Regions from separate parts of the Homo sapiens genome. Here all the other regions are linked to region 2. Evidence: chromatin loops called from intact Hi-C (ENCODE). Cell type or tissue: heart left ventricle. All regions are shown on one strand. Region 1 overlaps THRB (thyroid hormone receptor beta). Region 2 overlaps THRB (thyroid hormone receptor beta). Region 3 overlaps UBE2E1 (ubiquitin conjugating enzyme E2 E1). Region 4 has its middle 34 kb from the start of LINC00691. Region 5 has its middle 58 kb from the start of NR1D2.

Region 1 (4,000 bases), 52 kb after region 2:
TTTCCTTATAGAGTTGGTTCTCCATCTGCTCTGCTTGTCAGCTCTATATAGTTACTATGAAGAGAGTTATATTTTGATGTTCATCCATGTTGGGCATTTATTTCCTAGATGGCTGTGTATCCCACAAGAATGCTTGACATCTCAGTCTTGGGCTAGTAATCTATGCATTCACTCATCGGTGTTTATTGAGTGCCTACTGTATACAGGATATTGCCCTTGATGTCCAAGCATAAGAAAATGGCAGCAGGGCCAAAAGGACATCCAACTAGCCCTATTCCAAGGACCCCATGTAGAAATGATACGAACAAAATAGTCCTGAGGATACAAAAGTTAATTCTGCACAACAGGATCCAAAGAACAAATTGACTTCCTTGAAGCTGTGCAGTGAGCCCATCTGCCAGATCAGTCATCTAGCCAGGCTAGACCAGTGCACTTCTAAGCGTGGTTTGGGGACTGGCACTCTTCTGCAAAGTGGTTATTACCATTTCTATTGATGCAAATACAGAAACTGAGAGTAAGCTTTAGGAACTTTTATAGCAGTTTGACATTGCCACTGGCATCCAAATGCATGATCAGTGAATTCATTTCACTGAACAGGATATAGACAGTTAGTTGGGGATTGTCAAACTTGCCTGGTCAGTCACATGTGGTTTGAACTATGTAAAAGTCCTGTGCAGTAGAACCATGTATTGCTCCATAATGGACCAGATTTTTAAAATAGTCTTTCACTTCAAATAGTTGATAGTACTCTAAATATTGTTTCTTTAGGGTTTTGGGTAGCTATCTAAGGTTTTGTTTTTCATTTTGTTCTGAATACTGCTTTTTTTTTTTTTTTTTTTTTTTGAAATGGAGTCTTGCTCTGTTGCCCAGGATGGAGTGCAGTGGCGCAATCTCGGCTCACTGCAACCTCTACCTCCCAGGTTCAAGCAATTCTCCTGCCTCAGCCTCCTGAGTAGCTGGGATTACAAGCATGCACCACATGCCCAGCTAATTTTTGTATTTTTAGTAGAGACAGGATTTCGCCATGTTGGCCAGGCAGGTCTCAAACTCCTGAGCTCAGGTGATCCACCCACCTCAGCCTCCCAAAGTGGTGAGATTACAGGCATGAGCCACTGCACCCGGCCTTACTGCTTTTATTTTAACCTGCATATACCTATGCTTCTGTCTGCTGTAAGCATCCTAAGTGAATTAATTGGTAACACATTTAATTAGAATGAGAGCTATGGAAGAGCCCTTACATTCTGTTGCAGATCTCACAACAGATCTCTGTTGAATCTGCTGGAGTATCAGAGGCTATTTTAACCAGGAGCAAGTGACCCATTCCCTTCTGCAACTCACCCCACCCACCCACACCCGCTCTTTCCATGCCACACTTCCTTGGCACTTTAATCACAATTTGAACCAATTGCTCAGCCATAAGGACCACATCCTACTCCTTGTCCTCCTCCTCCCTTCCCAGTCTGAGACGATATATCCAGTGCTACTGAAAGTGTGGTAGTACCAATCAGTGGCACTAGGAGAACCTGGAGCTTGGTAGAAATAAGATTCTCAGGCCCCACCCAGACTAGTGAATCTCTAGAGAGGGGCCCAGCCTTCTATGTTCTTGCCAGCCCAGTGCAGATTCTTAATACCTGGGTATCATGACGAGCTTGAAAATACTCTTCAACTCGTTGCACAGGAAAGGGTCTGCCACCTGGTGGGCACTTAGGAAATGTGCATTTTTCTTCCCTTCCCTGACTGCACGTGGGGAGCCACTTGAGTCCCTCCATTCTTGGTTGGGCCTGTCTTTGGGCCTAGCTTATCTCAATTGCCAGCTGGAAGGTCTGCTTAGTCACTGCCTAATAACAGATCACCCTGGGACTTGAGCCCTTCTGAGAACCCCACACTGTTTGACTGGGGCCCTGATCCTCCCCTGAAGTCTTACAAGGCTTCACCCCTCTACCCTCTCATGCCCTACTGTACTTCTCTCTGGGAACCACAGGGTCTCCCCAGTCCCACAAGGATGGGCTCTAGACGGATGCATGGATCCCTGGAGCTGGACCTAACCAGCCCTGCTGAACCCAGGCAGTCAGGCCTTTACACTTTTATGTCAATCAGGGACCTCCCTGAAACAGTGAAACCCAAGGGGAGAAACAAGGCAGGGACTCACCCACCTCCCTGGTGGACTCAGAAAAAGGAGAGCAGCCATCAGTGATCTCACAGAAATGTCTCTGTGCTTAATATTTTTAAAACTGATTCTCAGATACCCAGGAAGGCAAGAGGGAATCAGTTAAAATAATTTTAAGAACAAGTTACTTCCTCTCATTATAAAAGCCTATATATGTTCATGGTAGAAAAAAAATTTCTACAAATTTTTAAAATTGCAAATAATGTTTTAAAATCAGTTGAAGTTCTATTCCCCAAGGGTAAGCACTGCACATTCTTATTACATTTCAGTCTTTTCTCTGTGCATGTGTATTTTTTATAAACCTGGGATCATACTAGGCATACCATTTTAACCAGCTTTTAATGCCTAGCAATATATCATGAACATTTTCCCATGTCATTAAATATTCTGAGTCCTGACTTTCATTGGCTATAGATTATTCTTCTTTATAGATGTATCATACTTTATTAAACCAGTCCTCAAGATTTAGACAAGTTAAAGTAATTTTTTAAACAATATCTTATGTCAGCAAAGGGGAAAACTATTAATTCATGCTCTTCATAAAGACAAAAAAAATGAATCAAATCAGTGATGACAATTTCAAATGATGTGCCATTCTCATTTACCAAAATAACAAAGTGTCTTAAAAGTTGGAGACATAAATGCAAGTCATTGTGTGCATTATAATCCTTCATGTTAGACATTCACATTTTCAGCAGATGATTGCTATCTTTGTCCTTAAGTAAAATACAAGGGCATCTCCAGGTGAATGAGTATTTTAAAAGGTGGAGGATTAAAAAGCTTGTGCCCTTCCGCCAGTACTACCATCTGCTCCATCCATCTCTGCTCTCTACTCTGCCCCACTCATCATACATCAGGATCTGCAGTCCCAACTGAGAGTGCCAGTGATTCTTATACCTCAAGGGCACTCTGGGAACCTTAGCAATCAACATGAGAACGATGGCTCTCTCCCCACTGTGGGCATATGTCAGATAGCTGTGTGATTTGATACTTCAAAGGCAGGGACGAGTACCCCATACGTATACTGGGGCAGACAGAAATAGAAAGCCAAGGGGGAGAAAAGCTACTCACGAGATTGGAGGGAAGAAAAAACAAAAAACTGGAAACAGCAATGTCAAAGGGAGGTAGATATCAGAAATTCAAGGCCCTGGTTCATCTAACTTCAGTTTTCGTTGAGATGCACACAGAGCAGAGGATGGACCACCCCACGCTTTCCAAGGCCAACTGAACAGTGTCTGTCACGCCAAAGGATGCAGACGTACCCAACCATACCTCTCATCATACTCTGTCCCAGGGAAATACTTACACAGGGCACAAGTCTGTTCAAACATGTTCTTTGCATCTTTGTTTTTTGTTACTGATAAACTGGAAGCGATCTAAATGTCTGTCCACTGGGGAATGTTCCAATAAATTGTGGTACATCCAAAGCATTCACCAGAAAAATTAAAAACAGGCTTTTTTAAAAGAAGTGATTTTAGGAATACTTATTGAAAGTAAGCATGCATTAAGAATAGTGTAATCCCATTTATAACGTTAAAAGTCTATATAATTGTGTGTTTACAAATGTGCACAGAAAAAAGTTCCCAGATATACATCAAACTTGTTTCAGTAGATACCTTAGAAAAGGGCGGAATAAGAAGGATTAACTCCATATGCAACCACATTCAAAAATCTTTACAAGAACGTATTAATAAATATTAATGAATGTATTAATGAATAATGATGTGCATAAATTTGTTTAATGTTATTATCATATGCTTTACAGTTAGGCTTCAGTTTATTTCTTGCTCTTTAAATCATCAGCTCAGGGAAAATTTTTTAACCTCTGTAACC
Region 2 (4,000 bases):
ACTAAGAGTGACATACACTGAGAAAGTTGGGAATCTCTGTTACAGCATGACTGTCCCCAGGTATAGTTTAACTGTACACATTCTGGCAGGATCATGCATTCAAGCCATCACATTGCAGGAAATACACATTCTAAATTTAAATATTAGCAGGGGAGAAGCTGAAAGAAAATTAGAACTATATGCATCTTTGAGGGACTTCTTTCCTTTATAACCTTCCTACCCAGACCTACCCATCCTAGCTCCCTGAGACAACCCTTAACCAAGGCTCCTGTGATTTTTCAAAATAATAAATAATAATGATAGAGGCCAAGACAGGAGAATTGCTTAAGACCAGTAGTCCGAGACCAGCCTGGGCAACATAGCAAGACTCCATCAAATAATAATAATGATGATGTAAATTCTCATTTAGTGTCCCAAATATGATGGATTAATTCTTGCAAATTGGAACTAATGATTGCTCTAATTGCTCTGGTGCATTCCTGAAAATCACCTTTGATACACACTGTTGAAAGACAAATTCAGGCTGTGTGTGCTATACCATGCACCTGACACCTCACAGAAAGCCACTGGAATTTCTGATAAAGAGCCAACAGAACCTTTACCAAGCAGAATTAAACAAGAACCTAATGTGCGACTGAATGCAGTGGCTCACGCCTGTAATCCCAGCACTTTCAGATGCCGAGGTGGGCAGATCACTTGAGGCCAAGAGTTCAAGACCAGACTGGCCAACATGGTGAAACCCTGGGTCTACTTAAAATACAAAACTTAGCCAGGCATGGTGGCTTGTGCCTGTAATTCCAACTACTCAGGAGGCAGAGATAGGAGAATTGCTTGAACCCAGGAGAAAGAGATTGCTGTGAGCTGAGATCATGCCACTGCACTCCAGCCTGGGTGACAGAGCAAGACTCTGTCTCAAAAAAAAAAAAAAAGAACCTAATGCGTGAGAATGGAGACAAAGTTTCCGAAGTCAATTTCTGCAAGAGCTTTGCAATGTAGCCCCATGTCCCCTGCCCCCCATTTGACACTGAAGAAGTAGTAAACAGTTATATTTATTAGGATAATTTTATTTTCATCTTCAAGGGAATTTCAGGAGCACAGCAGTCTTCATAACACTCCATTTAGGAAGATTATTCTTTTTATCCCAGGGTTAAAAATCTGAAGGAGCTCACTGCAGATTCCAGAGGCAGCAGAGCACTGGCTCAGACTGAGAGACACTGTCTCCCTGGGACAAGATTGAATTTTCTTTTAAATTTCAGATGATACTATCAAGGGGTCAAGTACTAGAGTCTTTTCTTATGACACCATCCAGGGTTGCAGAAGGGAGTGGATTGTTTGTTATTGTCTTACTCATTATCAAACTCTTTTTAAAAATCAATAATAAATCATTTGCTGCAGTCTTAATGTTTTATTTTCACATTCTTGTTTGTTGTTTTTCATGCATGTGTCTCAGTGAGTCACCTAACCACAATTATATATTCTGGCATCTGGTGGTTCTGCATGGTACCCTCATTCCTTAGGAATTAATTTCCCTGACATGATGAATGTGTTTCCAATCCGTTCATCACACACACACCCCACACACCCCCCCCCCCCCCACACACACACACACATACACACACACCCTCTTTAGCAGGGAGAAGTTACCCTACTCTCCACCAGGTGTCAGTAGAGTCAGTTTTAACAGCATGCTTTGGCCAAAGGGGCATCTGCTGAAGTTGTTTTTCCTGCTGTCAGACGTTTCCTCAAACTACCTCTGGGCTGTCCTCTTAAGAGACTATCTTCCATTTCTTAGGAGTGTTCGGAGATGATAGTCCACCTGTAGAGAAAGACAGCCATAAGGAAACCGCACTATAAACAGCAGGTGGCCAAGCTGGTCCTTTCAGGTTGGTCTCATAAAATTTTTACTGGCTGTTTTCTTCTTTACTTTTCTATCACTACCTTATTTGGCTTAAAAGTGCTCCATGTTTCACTCAATGTGACAATAAATTAGATGTGGTTGATGCTTTTAGATTTGCAGGGGGCTTTGTTTGTTTGTTTTAAGGCCCATTCCACCTCTGCCACTGCTGACCTAGTCCTCAACACAGGAATCGGATTTTACTCTGCTTGTAGCCCCAGAACCCAGCATTGAAGGGTATAGAATACTACCATGGATTAAGTGTGCACGTCCCACTTAACCCAATGTCACCTTTGAGAGCTACGGCCTTATTCCCATTTTAGGAATGGTTACTCCTGACTCAGTATCCCATATTTAAGTGGCAAGGCCAATGCTCTTTGTAACATGCCATGGTGACTTTGTCTGGGAGAGAGGTGGAAAAGGAGAGGGGAAGAGGAAGGGGAAGAGAGAGAAGAGGACAATGATTTGGCCTGGATATTGACTAACATAAAGAGTAGGGGGAACTCTAGAATGAGATTGTTGAACTGGAGTTGAGAGAGTGGGTGGAGTGGAAGTAAAAGTGAATTATTTTACTAAGAATAAAAAGAAATATCAGCAACAGCAAATTAAGCTCAGTTTCAACCATAGACCCTGGTTGAATTATTTCCCTTCCTGACGGCAAAACACTTACAGAGACTGCCTGAAAATCTGAAATGAAAAGTATAGCTTTGCCATTCAACAGTCATTTGCTAAAGTCTGTTATGTGGGGCATGAGTCTCCTGCCATACCCAGTGGAGAAATTCTGACTGCCTTCCCCTCCAAGAGGTGACCCACTCAGATTAATACCTGGGATACGGTACAGACAGAGCTTTCACTAGTTTTCCACATTTTTACTAACTCAGAGTTTTATGTTCCTCTTTAGGCTCATGCCCAGTCTAACTACGCTAGCTTTTCATATTTTTTCTCTTACTGATTTTTTGATACTACATTCCCAAATAGGGTTAGTTTTACTGAATACAAAAGGTGGATCACAGCGTGGTATGATTTGAAAACACCTTGCCTCTGTTCTCCTATTTGAGTTCTTAACTGATTCCTATCATGAGAAATTCAACCATTATTTATTCACTTCATTGGGTCCTAGATTTAATATTAAAATGCAAAGGGCTCGGGGAAGGATAACTGGGGCTGCACTCAGGATGCTATAGACTTGGGAACAAATTTATTTCTGTGTCCAAACTTTCTTACTCCCCACAGCAAGGTTAAATGAACATGCAAAGTAACCTTGAAAGGGAAAAATTTTTTTTCACAAAAATTCAGCCTTGCAAGAGGAAAATGGCAGGGCAGGTGAAGGAGAAGCAATTTCACCTCCTTTTAATCTTTGTAATGACAGCATCTGGGGAGGTGGGCTCTGTATTGTTCTTGAGTCTTTAAATGACCTCAGGTAAGCTTAAAGTTAGACCAGGCAAGAGTTTCAGTTCCCCCATGCCTTTGGGATGATTGAGGCTGGCCAGGAGTTGAGATCATCTATAATAATGATGATGCCTATAATAATAAAGAAGTCTCCCAATACCTTACATTTGTGTCCTCCTTTTAAATTTACAGGCATTTTCCAATTGCTTTGGTCCTCAGCATAATCCTGAGAGGGCAGGAATTGTGATTTATCTTTACAAATGAGGCTTGAAGAGTTAAAGGAACTTGTCCATGATCCCCAAACTACTAAACTGAGACCCAAAGCCATCTGGAATGACGCCCAGTCCAGGAGCCTTTCCTCCATACCTGGGATTGGACTTGTTCTTTAAAATATTCCCCAAATACCAGAGTCAAAGGTTTGATGTATAGCTCTCCCTCTCCTCCTATGAGGGGGATAAGGAAAAGAAGGGGAAACTCCACTTTTACCCCCAAGAGATCCACAGCCTCACTGCCCTCCTAGCATGGGTGCAGCCCACCTAGGGGGACAGCCATTTGCATTTATTCAGCTGTGCTTCCAGATGCCACAGACAGAGCTGTGGGAAGGCTCAAGTGGGGACAGGGTGGGGTGAGGGGTTCAGCCCCATCCCATGAACTCCAGTCATACCCAGCACCCCACAATACCAAATAAACTTCATAAAAATAGTTGCTTGCTACCTA
Region 3 (4,000 bases), 350 kb after region 2:
CCTGATTCAGACCTTTTTTAAACAAAGTAGATTGGCATATAAAATAAAACGCACTACTCATCTCTTATATGGTGTTTTATAGCCACGTGTCCATTTTATATATATGAGATGACAATCTCTAAAAACTCTGTTAAATATCAATGTTCCCTTCCAAGAAGGGAAAACAAATTCCAATTTTGTTTTAAACAAAAAGTATGTAGTCTTAGAGGGACTTTACATAAATGGCCATATGTGTAACCTGTACCAAATTAAGCTGTTTTAAATTTACAGACTACAAGCAACTGAACCCAAATGTCTAAATGTACATTCTTTTCTGTACTACATTTCAGCTAATATTGCAGAACTAATGACAATTTTAAAAGTTGCTATTACCAATTCTGTCTACTGTAGCAAGATACCTTAAGTTACAACAAAATCTTAGGAAATAAGACTGAATAATATCTGTTATAGAAATACCCTACTCTTTACCAACTCCCACCCTCCCTGACCCCTTCAAAATCATAAGCAGCTCTCTTCTGTGACAGACAAATAATGTAAGAATTGTGAAACCCCAATTTATGTAGCGTATCTCTTGGTCCACTGTCTGGCCATTCTGTCATGTTCTGCTCTGTTGGTCATATACTGAGTGGCAATACTTCCCACCAAGGGGTCGGCTGGAAGAAAAGAATGTAGATTACTTTGGAGAAAGGAAAAGAACATTTTAAACTTTAGCGAATAGTGACAGCTTGGGTAGATACGTACGACAAAGTATGTGTGATCAAACCCATCTTCGAAACACCACTCCACCATGCTGGATATTTTTCCATCAAAATTTCAAAAAAACATAACGTTGGGGGAAGAGGGAATGCTTAGGCTTTAGTGTACTGGTCTGTCTTTATCTTAGTTCATTCCATTTTTCTCCCAACAAACAACACTCAATTGGAGTTTCTTTACTCTTATGTGTTAGGCTGAGTTCAGTAGAGACTGGAACGGTCAAGGCTTCAGACTGCAATGAACATCCAGCTGTGTTCATGTGACCCTTAGCTCAATGTCACCAGTTAACGGCATTGTGAATACTGTGAAGTCTTCGGGGCTGTTGCAGTGCAACACTATTAACCTTTACGCTGGTTAAAGAGCCAGGTTGCCAGGCAAAACCTGGACCTCCAATTAAGTATAGTATTTCTCTGAATCTTAGGATCTTTAATAAATTTATATTTGGTTTACCTAGAAAATATATTTGTCTGTGTGTGTGTATATATATACATATGTGTATATATATATATTTTTTGAGACAGGGTCTCGCTTTGCCACCCAGGCTGGAATGCAGTGCAGTGACATGCTCATGGCTCACTGCAGCTTTGACCTTCTGGGTTCAAACAATCCTGACACCTCAGCCACCCTAGTAGCTGTGACTACAGAAAAATATTTTTTAAATGAAATGAAGTCCCAAAAAAGTCACAATTCAATAGTCACTAAGTATTTAACAACTACCATTTTCAAAATTGAGTGCCATCTCAGTGACCAGCTATGGGACACATGCTCACTGAACCCCAGAGGCACAGGTGAGGCTTGCCAGGCAGATGACTCGACATTTAGAAGTGTCTGATTTGTTTTATAAGAACTCTATGGGAAATTAAGCAACAGGAAAAAAAAAGGAGGAAGAATAATTGAAACTAAAAGCCCAAGGCAAACTTACGTCAGTCTTCAGTTTAAAATACCTTGTTGCTAGAATATACTGATTAATGAAGTTGTGTGTCTCAACTAGTAGACTGAACTTGATTAAAACTTTCTTTTGAAAAGCCGATTAGTTTTTGTATTCACAAACTTGTGCAGAAAAATTAGTTTTGTCCTTTGAAAGCTTTTGGAAACAAGTATTTTTCAGGTAAGGAAGAATAAAACAAGGTAAAGAATTATGAACCTTACCAGGATTACAGTCTGTAAGAAGTGAGCAGATAGAAAGGAGGACTTTAGAAATGGTTAGTGCTGGACTCCAATTATCTTTCAATATGTCCAAGCAAATAACACCTTGACTGTTAATATTACAATGATAGATTCTTGTCCGAAATGTAACCTAAAAAAAACAAGTGACAGACAATATTTAAACAGCAAACAAACTTGTTACTAAATATTCAACTGAATGACCCTTAAGAAGGTGACTAAAAGCAGTTTTAATTAAAGCTGTCAAGAAGATAGACAATAAATTTGATTAGAAAGTGTTCATTGATACCATCTCAGGGACTGTGTCAATTTCATTTAAAATGTTATGTCCACTGACGGTAAGTTCAGTACTTCCTAATTTCATCTTTAGCAATTTTAAATCTTTTAAATATTAACATTTCCAAGTTTGAATAGCTAATTGTTTGCTGACCTCTTGTGTTAGCTGGTAGTACTACACTGCCTCAAAGTAAGCTTTAAAATACTGAGAATCATAAATACCTCTTAAAAACTGAAGTGCAACATAATGGGTACATAAAGATAATTAAACAACATACTTAGCAAACAATGACTACACCCAAAAGGCTGAACAAAATTTGAAGAGAAGTCTATTTCTGCTTTTTTCTGACCGTTACATCAGGTCCTATAGACATCCTGTCTACCTACATCACAGAATTTACTATTATATAATCGAGTGTCCATGGATGCAGAGCCAGTAATGGGCAAGGACCACAGCAGAACACAAGTCACATAAGCTGGTGTTATTTGGGTCTCTTAATTTTTATTTGTGAAATATACCAAAACACAAAGTAAAAATTACCTGTAATTTTACCAATTTTTTAAAAAAGTGACTTTCGATTACTTCTTGTTGCTGCAGTTGTACTTTTATCTGGCAGTCTACCTAATCCCCAAGACGGGGTTTTCTTTCTGACTGAATGAGAATCATAGATTGAGTACAGGAGATGGGTGACTTGGGCAATCCTCACCTGTCCTAGAAAGAAAACTGAGGCCTGGAGGTAAAGGAACAAGACCAAAACATGACAGGGAGCACAACAGAATCCAAAGCTTTGGGAAGAGATTCTGATTCTCTAGTTGTTTGGCCCCCTGACCTGCCCTGCCTTTTTTTGGGGTCTTGCTTTGTTGCCCAGACTGGACTCAAACTCTTGGGCTCAAACAATCCTCCCAAGTAGCTGGACTACAGGTGCACACCACTGCACCTGGCTTGACACCATTTTTAACCTCGAGAAAGGTTCAAAAACATTTCTCTATGGGCTGGAAAACAGGGGATTAATTCTAGGTTGCTGACAATATTACTATAAATAGCACAATTTTAAGCACCATCAAAACAAAGCACTTAATCCTAGAATGGTCTCTGCCAGATAAGGCAAAATCAACCTAAAGAAGTGTTTTGTATATGTTAAAATACTCAGATCTATTAGGACATAAGATAAATCTAGTTTCTGTGATTAAAAATTAAATTTAGAAAAACCTCAACAGTTGCTCTCTTGTGGGAATTAGTAAATTTGAGCATACAGGGAGATTTCTTACCTTTGGAGGCTTGAAGGGATATTCTGGTGTAAAAGTGATATCGAGAAAGAATACACCACCCTCATACACGGATCCTGGAGGCCCTAGAATGGTTGATCTCCATTCATAGATGTTATCGCCTTTGGGACCAGCACTGTGAATAATACGTCAACAAATAAGCAGATGGTGGCACTATCCCAATTTTTACAGTGTATTAAAAGAGATGGAAAGATTACCTCTCTCCTCTCTTTTGTTTACTGTGTGGATTCTCTTTACAAAACAAGTACAGAAACGGATGCAGAACTGCAACAAACCCATAGCCATTGGTCAAGCAAACTGGATGATAAAAGAATGTTAAAACCATTCTAAGCCTACCTAGCTACGAATAAGCAGGAAACTTTCCTCAATTCTCAAAACTCTCCTGGACACGTAGGAAAGTGTAAACAATACTTAAAATGGGAAACACATCTCAGCACCTAGAAGCGAAATTAGTGACAAATGCGAGCAGTTTTTGCTCACAGCTACATCACTTATGACCATTTTAAGCACAGAAGTTTCA
Region 4 (4,000 bases), 170 kb after region 2:
TGCTGTGAACCTAAAAATATTCTTAAAAACTTAAGTCTTGAAAATGGTTACTTTGAAGTTACATAAAAATTTGTGAAAATATATGCAAATACAAATAATAAGAAAAGAAAAAATAGTATCAGACATTTTCAAGTAAATAACTCAAACAACACTAAAATATAATATAAAGTGAAACCTGAATAAAACTTAAATACTCAAAAAAAAAAAAGAAGGTGATGGCTTGAACCAGGATAGTAATAGTGTAAGGAGTGAGAAAATGGTCAAATTCTGAAAAGAGCCTTTTTTATTATGAAAATCTTCAAATATTAAAAAAGTAGAGAGAGTAACACAGCAAACTTCTGTAAATTCGTCACCCAAATTCAATAATTATCAAAACTTTGCTACATTTGCTTAATCAGCTCTTGTTTTTTCATAGTTTTTTTTTGGTTTTTTTTGCTGAAGTATTTTAAAATAAATTACATACATTTGACCCAGCAATCCCATTATTGGGTATATACCCAAAGGAATATAAATCATTCTACCATAAAGATACATGCAGTTGTCTGTTTATCACAGCACTTTTCACAATAGCAAAGACATAGGATCAACCTACATGCCCGTCAACGGTGGACTGGATAAAGAAAATGTGGTACATATACACCATGGAATACTACACAGCAATACAAGAGATGAAATCATGTCCCTTGCAGCAAAACAGATGCAGCTGGAGGCGATTGTCCTAAGAAAATTGATGCAGGAATGAAAAAACAAATACTGCATGTTCTCACTTAGAAGTTGGAGCTAAACACTGAGTACACATGGACACAAAAAGGGGAAGAATAGATACCAGGGCTTACTTAAGGGTAGAGGGTAGGAGGAGGGGGAGGATAGAAAACTATCTATTGGGTACTATGCTCACTACCTGGGTAATAAAATCATTTTATTACCCAAACCCCAGTGACATGCAATTTATCCTTGTCAAACCTGCACATATATCCCCTGGATCTAAAATAAAAGTTGGAAGAAAAATAATAAATAAATAAATAAAATCGCTTCTTCAAAAAAATTACGTTGTATAATTTCACTGCTATGTATTGTATGCAGTATGCATTTCTCTGAAAATCTAAACATAAATACAATCACATTATCACACCTAAGATATCAACCCATACTACAACCCAATTTCCCTAACTGTCTTAAAAATTTCTTTCACAGTTGATTTGTTTGAATCAAGGTATAAACAATGTAATACACTACATTTGTTTATGTTTGAGTTTCTTTTAACCTAAAGGAGCACACATGCACACACACACACACGCACACTTTTTTCCCTTTAGCATTTCCCTGTGATTTGCAAAATCCACATAATATTCCTGCATAATGCCCCACATCCCAAATGTGTCCCTTTGCTACTCTGTAGTGTAATTAACTCTAGAAGCTTGGTTAGATTTAGTTTCATTTTTTTGGTCAAAAATATTTCATAGACAAAGTGTATTTTATAAATGCATTACATCAGGAGTTACCCAATATGTTGTTGTTCCATTTATAGTGACATTCATGATAGTGATCATTCCCCACCTACATATAACTAATGATTCCAATCCACTGACAATCACTGTGTAAAACAATTATTTCATGGGACCAAGGAGGAGAAGAACAAGGTAGTTATAATAGTGGGTATTATTTTGAAACTTGCTTTTTTCCACTTACCAGTATGTTGAAATTTATCCATATTGATATCTGTACTAGTTATTTCATACATGTCTAGTTATTTTAATTACTGTATAGTATTCTACTATAGAAAAAAATTGAAAAAAAGAAAAAAGAACACATTTTATTTATCCCTTCTACTGGTGAAAAAAGGATATATCCTATTTTTTTAATCAAAAACAGTAGCAAAGAATATCCTTGGGCATTTTTCAGTGTGTATGCATATGAGAGTTTCTCTAAAATCAAGGGCAGGAATCAGAAACCTTTTTCTGTAAAGAGACAGGTAGCAAATAGTTCAGGCTTTGTGGGCCATATGGTCTCTGTTGCCATTACTCTGTCAGGTAGCATGAAAACAGTCATCAACATTGTATAAACGAATAAGCATGCACACAGCTGGGTTTTTATAAGAGTTGATTTAACAAAACAGGTGGCGGGCCAGATTTGGCCCAAAGGCCATAGTTTGCTGACCCCTGGTGTAGAGTATGAAAATAGAGTATGTTCATCTTCAGCTTTGTTATATATTTCTATTTTCTTTCTCCAAATGAGTTATACTTGTTTATACTTCCATCAGCAAAGTATAAAAGTGACTTTCTCCACATCCTTGAAAACACTTGGTGTTATCTAATTTCTTAATCTTGGGGCAGTCTGATGGTTGTGAAATAGTTTCTAATGAATGTTTCAACTTTCATAAGCCAAATTACAAATGTGTTTCAATATTTTTCATATGTGCTTTGACTATTCAGGTTTCTCCTCCCTACATTGCCAGTTTATAACATTTACCTACTTTCTATTGAGTTGTTTGCCTTTTTCTTACAATTTGTGACTTTTATATATATTCTATTTATAGATTGCATTTTTCTGTTGATTATATGCATTATAAATATCTTAGTCTGAGTTTGTCTTTGCTCACAGTATCATTTGTTGAACAGAAGTTTTGTTTGGTTTTTGCTTTATTTTTAATGTCCATGGATACATTAATCCTCCCTTTTTCTGTGTGTGTATGTGTGTGTCCATTTTTTGCTTTGTATAAGAAATCTCGCCCTACCCAATTATCATAACATTTTTCTATATTTTCCTTTTCACATTCAGGTTTTAGTACATCTGAATGTATCTTTACATATGGTAGTTATCTAATTTTATCTTATCCAATATGAACCATCAATTATCTGAGCCCCCTTTATTGATTAATCCATCTATGTGTTCTCCACTGATTTTAATGCTACCTTTGACTTAATGCACATTCCCACATGTTGTAGGTCTGTTTCTAGGCTCTGTGTTCTGCTTTCTTAGTCTGCTTTTACTGGTCTATCTCTAGGCTGATACTATTTCATTTTAATGCGATAATTTCATAAGTAGTCTTAATATCAGGCAGAATTAATCTCTCCCTATCGCTGATATCTTTCAAATAGTCTTGCCTCATCTTTACTCTTCATCTTCCATACGAATTTTAGATAAATCCCAATGTAAAGGTTTGGAAACAAATGTTTAAAAAAATCTAAGTAACTTTCCCAAGGCCCCACGATTAATAAGTAGATGAGGTGACATTCAAACCCATGCAGAATAATTTCGAAGCCCAGTTTCTAAGCCACTATATCCACAATACCACCTCTACAATTATATTACAAAGTGGTAGAAAAAGCTGAATTTAATGTCAGTAATCATTAGGCTCTAGACTTGGCTCATTCGTGGACAAGTTGCTTGGGTATCTCCCTGGACCTAGTTTCCTCACCTACAAAATTGTTACAAAAATAATTTGTCTCAGAGCTATGAATAAACAGTCAATATAAACTGTAAAGCATTGATTATGTAAAAGCCCACCCACACTGGTTAATTTTATATGTCAACTAGACTGGGCCACACGGTGCCCAGGCATATAGTCAAGCACTATTCTGTATTTATCTGTGAGAGTGTTTCTCAATGAGAATAACATCTGAATCAGCAGACTGAGTAAAGGGCACCGCCCTGCCTAATGTGGATAGGCCTTATCCAGTCAATTGCAGGCCTGAGTAGAACAAAAACACGAGGTAAGAGGGAACTCCTGCTGCCTGACTGCTGTAAGATGAGACATCAGACTTTTCCTGTCTTTAGACTTGAACTGAAACATTGGCCTTTCTTAGGTCTCAAGCCTGCTAGCTTTTAGACTGAAACTTACATTATCAGCTCTCCTGATTCTCAGGAACTAGAACCACGCCATAGATTCTGCTGAGTTTCAAGCCGTCCAACTGCACTGTACCTCCATAATCATATGAGACAATTCCTCATAATAAATCAACAAACACACACACACATATATCCTATTGGTTCTGTTTCT
Region 5 (4,000 bases), 230 kb after region 2:
CTCTGGCTGCAAGAGAGAAAACTGGATTGGCTGAGAGGCCGTACTGAATAAGAGGGTAAGAGAATGTGGACAATAGCCATAGGCCACACAAAAGATACAGGTGGTGGCAAAGAAAATAGAAGGCGATGGGCCAATTTAAAATGTATTTACAGGCCAGCCATGGTGGCTTATGCCTGTAACCCCAGCACTTTCGGAGGCTGAGGCAGGCGGATCACTTGAGGTCAGAAGTTCAAGACCAGCCTGGCCAACATGGTGAAACCCCATCTCTACTAAAAATACAAAAATTAGCTGGGCATGATGGCGGACCCCTGTAATCCCAGCTACTCGGGAGGTTGAGGCAGGAGTATCATTTGAACTCAGGAGGCAGAGGTTGTGGTGAGCTGAGATTGTGCCACTACACTCCAGCCTGGGCAACAGAGTGAGACTCAATCTCAAAAAATAAAAATAAAATGTATTTAGAAAAAGAAAAAATGTATTTAGAAGGTAATATGTATAGAAGTTATTAGTGGATTGGATACTAAGGGTAAGAGCAAAGGAGGTGTCAAGACTAGATGGATGGTTATGCAATCCACTGAGATAAAGAGCACAGGATTAACCTGAAGCTGGTGAAATCACAAATTCAGGCTTGGACATGCCATTTGAGACACCTTTGAGATATTCAACTATAGCTGTAAAGTAGGCAATATAGAACCTTGGAGAAAATATTCATGTATCAATTTTTAATGGAACATAAAATAGAGTACTACTAACTGCCATAACAAATAAACCCCACAGTTTTGCAGATTTAACTGTATTGATTTTTCACCCACAGAACAGTCCAAAGCAGCTCTTGTCCGTTTGCAGTGTGGAGACTCAGGCTTTCTCCTTGTGACCTGTTCCTCCCCTAGGGCCTCACAGGTCTTCTGCATACAGGCAGAAGTGGAAAAAGAAAGTGGAGAACACACATCTTAACCACCTCAGCCAGGAAGTGGCACACATTACACATCATTTCTCACTATATGCCATTGGTAAGAACTACTCACATGCAAAGAAGCTGAGAATTAGAGTCCCTAGCTGAGCAACTGCTCCCAAGTGTAGCATTGCCAGACAAAATACAGGACGCCTAGTTAAATTTCAGTTTCAGTCAAAAGTGAATGATGTTTTGGCTGGGCGTGGTGGCTCACGTCTGTAATCCCAGCACTTTGGGAGGCCAAGGTGGGCAGATCACCTGAGTTCAGGAGTTCGAGACCAGCCCGACCAACATGGAGAAACCCTATCTCTACTAAAAATACAAAATTAGCCAGGCGTGGTGGCACACGCCTGTAATCCCACCTACTTGGGAGGCTGAGACGGGAGAATTGCTTGAACCCGAGAGGTGGAGGTTGCAGTGAGCTGAGGTCGCACCATTGCACTCCAGCCTAGGCAACAAGAGCAAAACTCCGTCAAAAAAAAAAAGTGAATGGTGTTTTAATATAAGAATGTCCCCCATATTGTATTTGAAGTTCAAATTTCACTGGGTATCTTGTTTTTCAAGTTTGTTTGCTAAATCTGGCAACCCTATCCCAGGGACAATCCTATCTATGGCAGGGGGTCACATATTTTGATGGATAGTTAGTCATGTCTGCCGCATGATAAAAATAACTTAGAGAAAATGTGGTACAAATGCATCACGGAATAGTATGCAGTCATAAAAAAGGAATGATATCATGTCCTTTGCAGCAACATGGATGTAGCTGGAGGCCATAATCCTAAATGAACTAACCCAGGAACAGAAAACCAATACCGCATGTTCTCACTTATAAGTGGGAGCTAAACACTGGGTACTCATAGACATAAAGATGGCAACAATAGAAACTAGAGGCTGCTAGAGTGGGGAGGGAGGCAGGCAAGGGTTCAAAAACTAACTATTGGGTACTATGTTCAGTACTTGGGTGATAGGATAATTCATATCCCAAACCTCAGCATCACACAATATAGCCAGGTAACAAGTACCTGCACATGTAGCCCCTGAATCTAAAAAAAGAGTTTTTTTAAACATGACTTAGAGCAAGCAGACTTCCTCCATATTTCCTGTACAAGCCATGGGTAGGGTTGTGGGGAGGGTATGCAGTAACTTTTTCTTATGTTTGAGAGACCAGGAAAGAGGACTTGTAAGTAGAGGATGAATGAGGAGCACCCTTGATAGATCTTAAAGTCAAAAAATTAGAATCTGGCACAATTCCATGTACTTTATCCATTTAGTCAATGAGCATTTACTGAGCACCTACTATGCTCTAAGTGCCACACTAGAGGCTGAAGATGCTGAGAAACTACAATCTATATCCTCAAGAAGCTTACGGTTCTGTGGAGTCAGGGGGAAAAGGAGGAAGCATAACTCAGCAGATGAAGGAGCCCTTAAGTCAAACTGGTGGAAACCCAGAAAGTGTCCCAAGGGAGATGGTGGCTGAATTGCACCTTAAAAGTCAGGCAAGTAGGAATTAACCAAATGAAGGTATACAGATTGCTACATTCACTCATGGAGTAGTAACTGGTACAGGACATACCCTCCCACTATAAACATCTAGAAAACTGGGCAAAATATATGACATAGTTGGCCCCAGGCAGAGCGGGACTGTGATACCTGAGAGAAGAGAGACAAACAAGGGGAACCCTCTCTACAATTGCCCTAGGTTTCTGCTTGGAGGCCATTCATGGACCTTGGCAGAGGGAAAGGAACCCAGATAGAACCTGGAAGACTCACTGAGTTGAGTAGACAAAGATAGGCATTTGGGGAGTTTGATGGTTAAGTGTTTATGTGTCAACTTTACTGAATTAAGGGATACCCAGGGATCTGGTAAAAACATTGCTGGCTGTTCCTGTGAGGATGATTCCAGAAGAGACAAGCATTAGAATCAGTAGACTGAGTAAAGAAGAGCCACTGAGGTGGGCATCATCCAATCCATTGAGAACCCTGATAGAACAAAAAGATGAAAGAAAGAACGGCAATTCTCTCTCTCTCTCTCTCTCTCTGTGTGTGTGTGTGTGTGTGTGTGTGTCTTTCTCTCTCTCTCTCCTCTCTGTGTGTGTGTGTGTGTGTGTGTCTCTCCTCTCTCTCTCACTGGAACATTCTCCTTCTCCTGCCCTTGGACGTTAGAGCTCCCGGTTCTTGAGCCTTCAGACTCTGGGACTGATACCAATGCCCGCCTCACTCCCAGACTTGGGCTGGGAGTTACCCAGTTGCCTTCTCTGATTCTCAGGCCTTTGGATTCAGACTGAACTATGCTGCTGGCTTTCCTGGTTCTCCAGCTTTCAGGCAGCATATCACGGGACTTCTTGGCCTCCAAAACTGTGTGACCCAATTCCCATAATAAATATACTTTTATATATCTCTGTATATCCTATTGGTTTGGTTTCTCTGGTGAGCCCTGACTAACACAGGGAGGCTAAGGTAGCTGGAATTTATTGGCCAGCGTACCAGAGAGGAGGGAGCTATACAGAGAAAACTTTACAGAAATCTGCGCAAGGTTCTCCTCAAGTGTTTGACTGAATACTAAGCCATACACAGTTAGGGCAAAGCTCCATGAAGCCAAAAAAAAAAAAAAAAAAAAAAAAGACAACTTGACAACTTTCAGGTAGCTCTGAGATGAACATTCTCAGAGCCCATTTAGGGTTGAGAGATGTTTTGATCTCCTCTCGGCCAAAGTAGAGAGGACTCACTGAATACAAGGGCATTCAGAGTGACCCCAGAGTGTCACGCCTTAGTGGTAGAGTAAAAGCTACTCTGGACCAGACCTAACAAGCTGAAAATCAAGCCTAGAGAAAAATCAAGCTGATCTGCAAGTAAGTTTACTGCCCACCGAAACAAACTTCAACACTACTTAGACAACAAAATCCAAACCCTCAACGAAATATCATTCATAATGTCGACATCTAATTTAAAAATTACTAGACATGCAAAGAAGTAGGAAAATCTGATTCAAACCAGGAGAAAAGTTAGTCAATAGAAACAGAATCAGAAATAACAGAGATAATGGAATTACCA

The links. Hi-C counts contacts between places; a loop is a spot of excess contacts. Peaks named below come from ENCODE experiments on the same cell type or tissue, not always from the same donor. Only the 100,000 strongest peaks of a DNase experiment are listed, where the experiment ranks them.
Region 1: it touches region 2 in a loop (7-fold over the local background); 44 of 110 quality-filtered maps call a loop at or near these places.
Region 3: a loop joins it to region 2, with 7 times the contacts of the local background. A loop is called at or near these places in 39 of 110 quality-filtered maps.
Region 4: it touches region 2 in a loop (4-fold over the local background); 33 of 110 quality-filtered maps call a loop at or near these places.
Region 5: it touches region 2 in a loop (6-fold over the local background); 95 of 110 quality-filtered maps call a loop at or near these places.

Annotation. Positions count from the first base shown.
Region 1 is chr3:24,183,788-24,187,787 of GRCh38, reverse strand. All of the region lies in intron 5 of THRB (thyroid hormone receptor beta), which reads left to right. All of the region lies in intron 3 of THRB-AS2 (THRB antisense RNA 2), which reads right to left. Among named protein-coding and RNA genes, the nearest start is that of THRB-AS2, 34 kb to the right of the region's middle. In heart left ventricle, a CTCF peak has its summit at 1,694 (motif pointing left); no DNase peak of the experiment used is centred here; H3K27ac peaks cover 277 bases.
Region 2 is chr3:24,235,874-24,239,873 of GRCh38, reverse strand. All of the region lies in intron 3 of THRB (thyroid hormone receptor beta), which reads left to right. Among named protein-coding and RNA genes, the nearest start is that of THRB-AS2, 87 kb to the right of the region's middle. In heart left ventricle, a CTCF peak has its summit at 1,677 (motif pointing right); no DNase peak of the experiment used is centred here; H3K27ac peaks cover 1,012 bases.
Region 3 is chr3:23,887,162-23,891,161 of GRCh38, reverse strand. It overlaps UBE2E1 (ubiquitin conjugating enzyme E2 E1), which reads right to left. Exons shown (of 6, transcript NM_003341.5): 4 at 3,463-3,595; 5 at 1,903-2,050; 6 at 1-653. The coding sequence ends at 556. NKIRAS1 (NFKB inhibitor interacting Ras like 1) reads left to right here. Exons shown (of 5, transcript NM_020345.4): 5 at 1-1,211. Among named protein-coding and RNA genes, the nearest start is that of NKIRAS1, 28 kb to the left of the region's middle. In heart left ventricle, CTCF peaks have their summits at 2,157 and 2,357 (motif pointing left); no DNase peak of the experiment used is centred here.
Region 4 is chr3:24,067,349-24,071,348 of GRCh38, reverse strand. No RefSeq gene overlaps it. Among named protein-coding and RNA genes, the nearest start is that of LINC00691, 34 kb to the left of the region's middle. In heart left ventricle, a CTCF peak has its summit at 2,160 (motif pointing left); no DNase peak of the experiment used is centred here.
Region 5 is chr3:24,001,339-24,005,338 of GRCh38, reverse strand. No RefSeq gene overlaps it. Among named protein-coding and RNA genes, the nearest start is that of NR1D2, 58 kb to the right of the region's middle. In heart left ventricle, no CTCF peak of the experiment used is centred here; no DNase peak of the experiment used is centred here.